Regions from separate parts of the Homo sapiens genome. Here region 1 is linked to region 2. Evidence: read pairs that join two places in POLR2A ChIA-PET (ENCODE). Cell type or tissue: MCF 10A. All regions are shown on one strand. Each heading gives the region's core, and the rest is flanking DNA. Links, peaks and the distances in the headings are about the cores only. Region 1 overlaps SLC26A9-AS1 (SLC26A9 and RAB7B antisense RNA 1). Region 2 holds the start of RAB7B (RAB7B, member RAS oncogene family).

What was found. ChIA-PET counts read pairs that join two places held together with the same protein. Peaks named below come from ENCODE experiments on the same cell type or tissue, not always from the same donor. Only the 100,000 strongest peaks of a DNase experiment are listed, where the experiment ranks them.
Region 1: POLR2A ChIA-PET joins it to region 2 with 7 read pairs; 1 of 35 experiments calls an interaction of 5 or more read pairs at or near these places.

What each region holds. Positions count from the first base shown.
Region 1 is chr1:205,948,783-205,953,171 of GRCh38, forward strand. The region is part of intron 2 of SLC26A9-AS1 (SLC26A9 and RAB7B antisense RNA 1); the gene reads left to right. Among named protein-coding and RNA genes, the nearest start is that of SLC26A9, 7.5 kb to the left of the region's middle. In MCF 10A, for the core only: no CTCF peak of the experiment used is centred there; DNase peaks (open chromatin) are centred at 1,719 and 2,579.
Region 2 is chr1:205,999,323-206,003,643 of GRCh38, forward strand. RAB7B (RAB7B, member RAS oncogene family) reads right to left here and starts at 4,073. Exons shown (of 6, transcript NM_001164522.3): 1 at 3,931-4,073. In MCF 10A, for the core only: no CTCF peak of the experiment used is centred there; DNase peaks (open chromatin) are centred at 1,499, 2,269, 2,979 and 4,149.

The DNA.
Region 1 (4,389 bases), core at 76-4,075, 51 kb before region 2:
TTCTAGGTCTTCTAGGTTAGTTTTGTCTCCCAGTGGTTCCTTGAGGCCCGGGACTGTATCACAAGCACTTGTGAGACATCAGAATGTACTGGAAGAAAGAAAACTTTAGCCTCAGATCTTAGCTCTGGGGTTTGCTAGTCATGAGACCTGGGGCAAAGTATTAAACTCCCAGGCTCAATTTATTCATCTGTGAAGGGGGCTGAGTGGCAAAAAAGGAGGTGCGGTTGTAAGGTGAATTCCTTTCCTTCCGGCACAAAGACAGGGCCCAGGAATGACCACTAGTGGCATGGCCATCTGCTTATCTCCATCATCTCTCTGACAGTGCAGTGTAATCAGCCCTTCAGCCATACCCCAGCTAGGCGAGGCCCTTCTCAACTGCACAATGAATGGCCCTTGCTCCCTTGTCCCAGGGAGCCAGGAGTGCAGAGCTCCTGTTTGCAGGTCTTGCCTCACAATCTCCCAGAGATGCAGCCAAGTGGCAGAATGGGTTCCAGAAGGCTCCCCACCCAAGCTTCTCCAGCAGAGCAAAACCATGGTGGCAGTACCTGCACCTGAGCCCTGGAGCCCCAGCCCCCTCTGCCTTTTCTCCTTTTGGAAGGTGCCAAGTGGAAAGGGTGTGAGTGAATGTGTGTATGTGTGTCTGCAGTGTGAATTTTGAACAAGAGTGAGAATGCTTTTCTAAAAGAGAGGGGGACCTGTGTATGTAGTACACCTTTCCTCTTCCTCCCTCCTCACCTCCACATGCTCCCTGGTGACCAGTGGACCTTTGCCTAGCCGTGGATGCAGCTGAGCCCTCTCACCTTCTAGTTACCTGGAGCTTTCCTGCCTAAGGAATAAACCAGACTCTCTAGAGCCAGACCCACAGGTGTAGGCAGCTTTTGCAAGAACAGAGTCTTGTAGCAGGGGCTGCTCCAGTTCACATTGGAGGGAAGGGAGTGTGGAGGGGCATGTGTCTACCATGAGAGTTTGGGGGACAAGTCCAGAAATTTATCAGCACCCCTCTGCAAAGTAAACCTCCTATTGCTGTGGGGTTTTTTTACCTGCCAAGGTCAGGGTACTTAGTTCCCTGATTCTACCCTCCCCCTTTCCAGCAACCTTGCCAGAACTGATCACTGAGGGCTAAGGCGGAGCTGGTAGCAGGGTCAAGGATAGGCTTGCAGCCCTAGAGAAGGGGCATGTCCACCCTAGGAAGGAGACTGGAACCAAGCCAGGGCTTTAGTCTGGGACACACTCAGGTGCCCTGACCAGCCTAAACTCCACTCTCCAACTGGGATTGGAGTCAAGTGTGAACTGTGCATGGGATTCCCTGAGCAAAGTGGGCCCAGTGTGAGGGTAGAGGAGGAAAACAGGGACTGGCCTGCTGGGACCTCAGCTGGGGCCATTTCTCTGGGTCTCCCGGCACAGCAGGCAGGCCCTAGGTAGGTGTGACAAAGGCTGGCTGAGTGGCGCTGGGGTCCAACCCTCAAGAAGTACCTTCACCCCCAGAGTACAGGAAACAGGTCACCGAGTGAGTGGGTTCTTGGTCAGCTGGGGCTAATTCCTGTCAGCCCTCCAGGACTGTGCTCTGGCCTGGCCTGCTCAGAGGGCCGCATTGTTCCCTGGGAGCCTCTTGAGCATTTAGCTTGTCTTGTCCTGCTGGTACATTCATTGGCTGTGATTCCTGCTGAAGACATCTTCGGGGGCAGGCAGGACGCCAAGCTTGCGGGCAGGACTTGAGCTGTTCCACCGAGCAGGGAGCTCAGAGGCAGCAGGGACTCGCCAGCCTGGGATGTGACCATCTGGGGCTGTTTGCCAAGGGCAGGAGCAAGTTTGCCTGAGAAGTTCTGACACCCCCACTGGCCCTGGCAAGGAGACTGAGTGCAGGCTCTGTGTGCAACCGGAGTGTCCTGAGATTGGCTCTGTCCCCCCCAGAAACAAGCTGTGTGATTATGGGTGAGTTAATAAACTTCCCTGAGCTCTTGGCCTCCTCATCTGCAAGATGTGGGTACCAGCAGCACCTACCTCAGAGTGACTTTGGGAATATTAAACAAAGTAATGCATGAAAAGCACTTAGCTCAAGGTCTAACACTTCTCAGCCCCAGAGGGCCCAGCCCACTAACACTGCCCTTTCTCTATGCCCTCTCCCCATCCAGCTTGGATGGAATGCTCTCCCTTCTTGCCTCGGCTTCAGCACTTCAGCTAAAGCCACATCTCCCTGATGACTGCCGTGTGCTCTGGTTGTACCCACACTCCCACAGCACTCTCAGGTGGTAACTGCAGTTAGATACTTGACCACATGTTGTCAGGGATTTGGCTCTAATGGGAGGCTTCATTCCTGGAGCATAAGATTTGGGATGTTTGCTTGTTTTGTCTCCTTTGCGGACCAAAACATACTAAGCATTTTAACAAGAGTGCTTACCTGTTGACTGAACGTCCCATCCTGAGTCCTGCCCCTGGGCAATTAGAATAACCATAATTTATTGTGGTTGTAGTTATGCTCTTTGGAGATCCAAGGGTTCCAAAGATGTGCTTCAGTTGCAGCCACACCCCACCAGCTGGTGAGCTCATGTGATTGCGACTTACCCACATTTTGCTGGCTTGTGTCCCCTCCCTCTGACTCAGAGCTCGTGTCCTTCCTCAGCTATAGTTTGCCGTGGTTATGCTTGGGAGTCTCTGGGGTGTCTCTGGGTAGACTCTTCTGCTCCAGACTTGTTCTTACTGTCTCTTGCCCATGGGTCATGAAGACAGGGTCCCTCCTGAGAATTCTGCTCTCCTGCTCTGGTGCCATGTGCCGGAGCTCCAACCCTTGAGGGCCCAGCATCTCAGGGCACACTATGACCAGCTGCCACATCATGTACCATGCAGAAGTGTGGGTCGTGGCATCTCTCCAATCTGTGTCACACTGTGTTGTCCCAACCCTGATGGTGCTATGGTGCAGACTGCTAGCTATCCACCGTCAGAGACTGCATTGTGGTAGGACACGTGGTGGCCAAGTGGGACTCTACTTTCCAGCCTTCCTTGTAATGAGGTGTGGCCATGTGGCTGAGTCTTCACTGGACTGTGGAATGGAGAATGAGGCCGGCCACTTACAGGTCTGGGTCTTGAGTTGTTGGGCATGCTTCCTGCATGCCCTCTCCTCTTCCTGCCAGCTGGAGCCTAGATGTGGTGGGGACCCAGATTTCACTATGCATGATAACAATGGCCTGGCAAGTGGGAAAGCAACAGGGGGAAGGAACCTGGGCCTGTGAATGACCTCAGGAAGCTGAGAATGCCAGCAGCCAGGACTGCTCACTTTGAGACTCACTAGTGTCCCAAGAAGAGAAAAACTCCTATATTCTGTAATCTACTGTATTGAGGTTCTCTTTATAATGGGACATTAGTCTTTAACACACACATGGGTCCTGAGTCTCATTAAGTCCCTGGTGAGAACAGCTCTTTCTGCTTCTGCTGTAGTCCTGCACCGTCCCCCCAACCCCCTCTCTAAGGGCTGGATGGAACCCAAGGGCCTAGCTGGGGAAAGAGGTCATAGAAGCCCATTTCCTGAGTTCTTCTCTGCACCAAGGGATTTGATCACAGGGACTCTTCCTTTCCTGTAAATAGAGGTCTGGAGGACCTTTGATTCACTAGCTCATCAGACCTACCCAGACTCTGGATTCTAGTATAGGGTCTTCCAGGTCACCTAGCCCTGTGCATCTTTAACAATGGAAGCTTGGTAATTAATGCCCCAGCATAAGTTAAGCCTCATTGGATGAGGGCATAGTCTTCCTGCTTGGCTCACCTCTGTCTCCTGCTTAGAGTGAGAAGAGAAAGCAAGCATTGGAGGTCTTTTGGATCAGGAAAGAACCCTGTGGGTTTAGTAACTTCCAGGCCCCTCTTATTGTCTCTTATAGTAAGCAGGTGATAGATGAAGTTGTGCTACTAATCGAGGTTAAGAAAAAATAGTGCTTTAATAGTTCCTTGCATTTGTAGGGCACTTAGAGTTTATAGAGTGCTTTAGTATGCATTATCTGAAGCTATTTATCCCCATTTTGCATATGTGGAGACTGAGGATCCGTTACCCCCACCTAGGATATGCCCAAGCTTGGGTTAGCTCTCAGGGTTCCTGACTTCTAGCCTTGTGCTCTTATTTCTATACACTGCCAGGCTGAAAAATGATGGTTTGTGACTTACACTCAGGAAGTTGTGAACATTGAGGATGGCTTCGAGAAGAGGGAATTGTGTTGACTTTGGGGGAGACATTTCACCAACTGAGGTCTCAGTTTCTTCTTCTGTAAATGTGAAAGACATGCCGGCCTCTCCCAGACCAAGTAGAGAGTTTGTTGTTGTCACATACCTGGTTCCTATTCCAATTCCTGCCCTTACTCTAAGACTGTAAGGTAAATTGTTCTGTGGGCTTAGATTTGTCTGAGG
Region 2 (4,321 bases), core at 322-4,321:
GTGAACAAGTTACCAATTGAAATCTTATAAAGAATTAGTAAGCTTTGAAAAGATACTCAACCTTACTAACTATCAAGGAAATTAACATTTCAAAATACCATTTATTTTCACCCAGTAGAGTGGCAAAATTTTAAAAAGATTGACAACAATATTTAGGGTTGGCAAGTGTGTTAGGGAAACACTCTTATATATTGTTGATAGAGTATGAATTAGCACAGTCTTTTTGGAAGGTAATTGGACAATATCAAAACGTAATATGCACACAGCCTAGGTTCTCATTCTAGGAATCTGTCCTACAGAAATACTCATGCATATGCTCAAACACATATTTGTACAGATGATTACTAAAGCATTGGGGTAATCTAACTGTCCATCAATATGACACTCTCTACATCAATTCTGATCCATTAATACTCTGGAACAATTAGCTGTTTTATTATTTATTTATTTATCTGTCTATTTAGAGACAGGGCCTCATTCTTTTGCCCAGGCTGGAGTGCAGTGGCATGATCATAGCTCCCTGCCACCTCAAATTCCTGGGCTGAAGTGATCCTCCCCCCTCAACCTCCCAGGTAGCTGGGACTACAGGTGTATGCCACCATGCCAGGCAGATTTTTTATTTTTCATTTTTTGTAGAGACAGGATCATGCTTTGTAGCCCCAGTTGGTATCAAACTCCTGGCTTCAAGTGATCCTCCCACCTAGGCCTCTCAAAATGTTGGCATTACAGGTGTGAGCCACCACGCCTGGCCAAGGGCAGTTTTAAAAAGATGAAATAATGAAGTGGGAAGCTACACGTGATGGCTTTAAGTAAGAAAAAAGAAAATCACTGAACGTTTTATATAGTGTGATAAGAAAGCTAAGGGGAGATATACACTAAATGATTCATAAGAGGGATGGGAAAGGTAGATTAGAGGCTAAGAGCTATCATTTTATGTTATATATGTTTTGTTTTAAAATTTGTTACACAAGCCTAAGTTGTTTTGTAATTTAAGAATATCAAATAATCACTTAACATTTCTTTAAAAAGATGTGTGGATGGCAGCCCAAAGCAATTTGAGCGTGATTTTCAGATAGGACAAATTACTTCTGTGAGCAAGAGAGTGAGGATGTCTGGTGCCATGGAGTGATCATGAGTTTGGGACTCAGAATTCTCATCCTGGCTCCACACATTTGTGGCCTTGGATGGGTTACTGAACCTTGGGGCGTCTGTTCCCTCATGGGTAAAATGGACATCACTCGTGGCTGTGGCTTCCTCTGCAGGTGACATGTGTCATGATCTTATAACACAGCACTGGTCCCCAAGTTGGGAAGGATCCAGATAATTGTTTACCAGCTGGGAGAGGGGGTGAGTCTAGAGGCCAGGGCCCTGGTTGGTCATGCTTGCCACTTCCTATGGTGTAAACACTTCCACCATGGCTGACTTCAAGCTACCAGCGTGGAGCCTGCTCCAGCACACTCCTGCAAGGACTTCAAAGGTCATTTATGCCAAGCACCACCCTGTGCTTGAGTCATCTCTTCCACATCCATGAAAGGTAGAGCCAGACCTGCCCCATGGAGCTGCCTCCCGCTCCTAGGAGTATTTCTCCTGAGGGCCACACAAAAAGTGCTCAAGATCCTGGTAAGTTACCTCGGCCTTAACTTTGGGCTCCCACATTCCACCCCCTCCCTGGTTCCTTTCCCCTAGATGCTCACTCAGGGTGTGCTGCTACTGCAGGTTCCCCTACCCTATCCTAGAAGGGCAGGAGTTTGCTGAGGCTGCTATTTTATAAGAGCCCAGTCCTTGGGCCCAGCCTCACTAGGAGCAACAAAGAGTGACTGGGACCAGGTCCGTGGGAAGTGGGGGCGGTTTGTGGGGTGACGCAGCCTGGCTCACCTAGGAGGCACACGCAGATCTCATACAGTGGTTGGAGTCCCTTTCCATGTCATCTCTGCTGGGCTTTGGCAGTAGCCGTCTTTTTTTTTTTTTAGAATTGAAGTTTTTTATTAGAAACTTTTTAACTATGAATTCAATTTTTAAAGAAGCGTAGGACTATACAGCTTATCTATTTCTTTTTGAGATAACTTTGGTAATGTGTATCATTAAGGAATTTTTCTATTTCATCTCAGCTGTGAAATGTATAGGAATAAGTTGTTCATAATATTTCCATTTTATCCTTTATCTGTAAAAAGTGTAGTGTTGTCACTAAGCCTCATTCCACCCACTCAGCTGACTCAGATGCTTCAAACCAAGGAATCCTCCTAGAGGCTAGGCTGAGTCATCCTCTACTGTTAAGTAACAGTGAAAAGCAGGATTGAAATGCAGGACTCTGCCTTCAGCCAGCCCCGGTCCACACAGAGCAGAACTTGCGGTGACTGACTCCCCACTGGAGGTCCCCAGCTCTTTCCCCTTCTTGTCTGGCAGCACTTCTAAGCCTGGAGTCCTGGTCCTGCCCATTTGCCAAAGCTACAGTGTAGCTCAGCCCCTGTGGAGTAAGAAGGACTGAGCTGTTGCCAAGCCCCAGTGCCTGGCACCAGCCCTCCAAGAACGCTGGAACCCCCTTCCCTCTCATTTCTCACTTCCTTTCTCTCCTTACCCCGCTGGCTCCAACCTGAAACCAGGTACAATCTTCTGTCGCATCTGCATTGGGTGGGGTATCACTTCTGCTGACAGGAGACGAGTGAGCAGGGGCAGGTAAGGATTCTGAAGCAGACAGAGTCTCCCGCCCCCATCATACTATCTTTCCAGGCTCTTGTCCACTTTCAGCACCTCCCCTCCTGATCCCATACCTTGGAAAAGGACAAATATATCCACCCTAAAAAATAATGGGACCTACAATCTTGGAAGCAAAATTTGTCTGTGAAAAGAGGCTATGTAGAGAGCACAAGGCTTTGTTGCCTCCCAGTAATGTTCACAATTCCGCCTTACCCACCTCAACCCTAGCAGGTCTAGACCTGCTCCCTCTGGGAAGTGTACCTACAGCCCTGGTTTCAGGAGGCTTGGCGCTCTTGTTCTTTAGGTTATTTGAGGATCTTGTCTCCTTGAGTAGACTGTCCATGCCTGAAGGGCAGGGCTGTGCCTCACACCTCTCTGTATCCCACTAAAGAGCCTGACCAATGCTGGGATTCTAGAGGTTTCCATGAACAGCCATCCATCCACTCATCCATCCATCTGTTCATCTGTCTGGCACAGGCAGTGCATGCTTACTAAGCCCCAGCACTGTGTAGGTCTAAAGATACAGACAAGTTACTATCTCCGTGGGACCTTTGTGGTGGGAGATTGATCTGTAAGCCCAAAGAAATTATTTGTATTAATACATAATACCTAGCAATTATAGAGCACTTGCAGTTTACAAAATGCCACTGAAGCCCAATGGATACCTGGGTCAAGAACTGGGTATAGAACCCAGATCCGTCCGACTCTATTCATTGGCTCCCCTGGCATTGCAGCACTGGGCAAGGAGAAATATTTATGATTTAGAACAGGAGTGATAATTTCCTACTCCAGGGGCCAAGCTTCCCCTGATGAGACCCTTAGGCCAACACAATTCCATCCCAGAAGGCACTCTGTCAATGTCACAAGGGGACTCTGGGTGCCAGCAGGGTTTTGCCCTCATGCAGGGCTCTAGTTTCTGGCAGGTCCTGCAGGTTTGAGGCAGCAGCGCCATCCTCTCCTGACTGGGCCAGCAGCTGCGTCCTGGGACTGATGGCCTTTGTGGGTCTCCGAGCTGGGCCTCAGCTCTTCGCACAGGCAGGGAAGTCTTTTCTTGCTGCCACACCCTGGGAGCTTCTCCAGGGTGGGGTCTTAGGGCTGGATTTAAACTCTGCAGCTGCCAGATTGGAAATCTCATCCTTGCATTCCCTGCCTCCACTCCTCCACCCAAATACCCAAATAACTCCCAGGGCTGCAGGGGCAGACAGAAGCACTGAGACAAGCTCCCGGGGCACTTACAGCTGTGGCTGTGCAGCACTCGGCCTCCGCTCTGAGGGCAGCTGGGAGTCCTCTCTCAGTCTGGTGGTCTCTTCTTAGAGCAGTGGTCTCAGCAGGGCCAGGGAAGAGGCTCTGGGACAAAGACAGGCAAAAGAAAGTCTGTTGAAGCCACGCCACTTCCCTCTGAGTTTTCCTCCTCTCCCTCTCGTGCACAGACTTGGGAAAGTTGCAAAAGAGGCTGGGCCGGGTGACCTCAGCTGTGTGGGTGGAGGGGGTGGAGTGGAATGGAAAAGCTAGGCTCCAGAGCTGACTGGATTTGGGCCCTTCAAGAATTTCATTTATAGGAACCGTGGCCCATGGTGATGAGGATGGGAGCTATGGGTCAGGGGGCCTGCAGGGTAACATGTCCCAT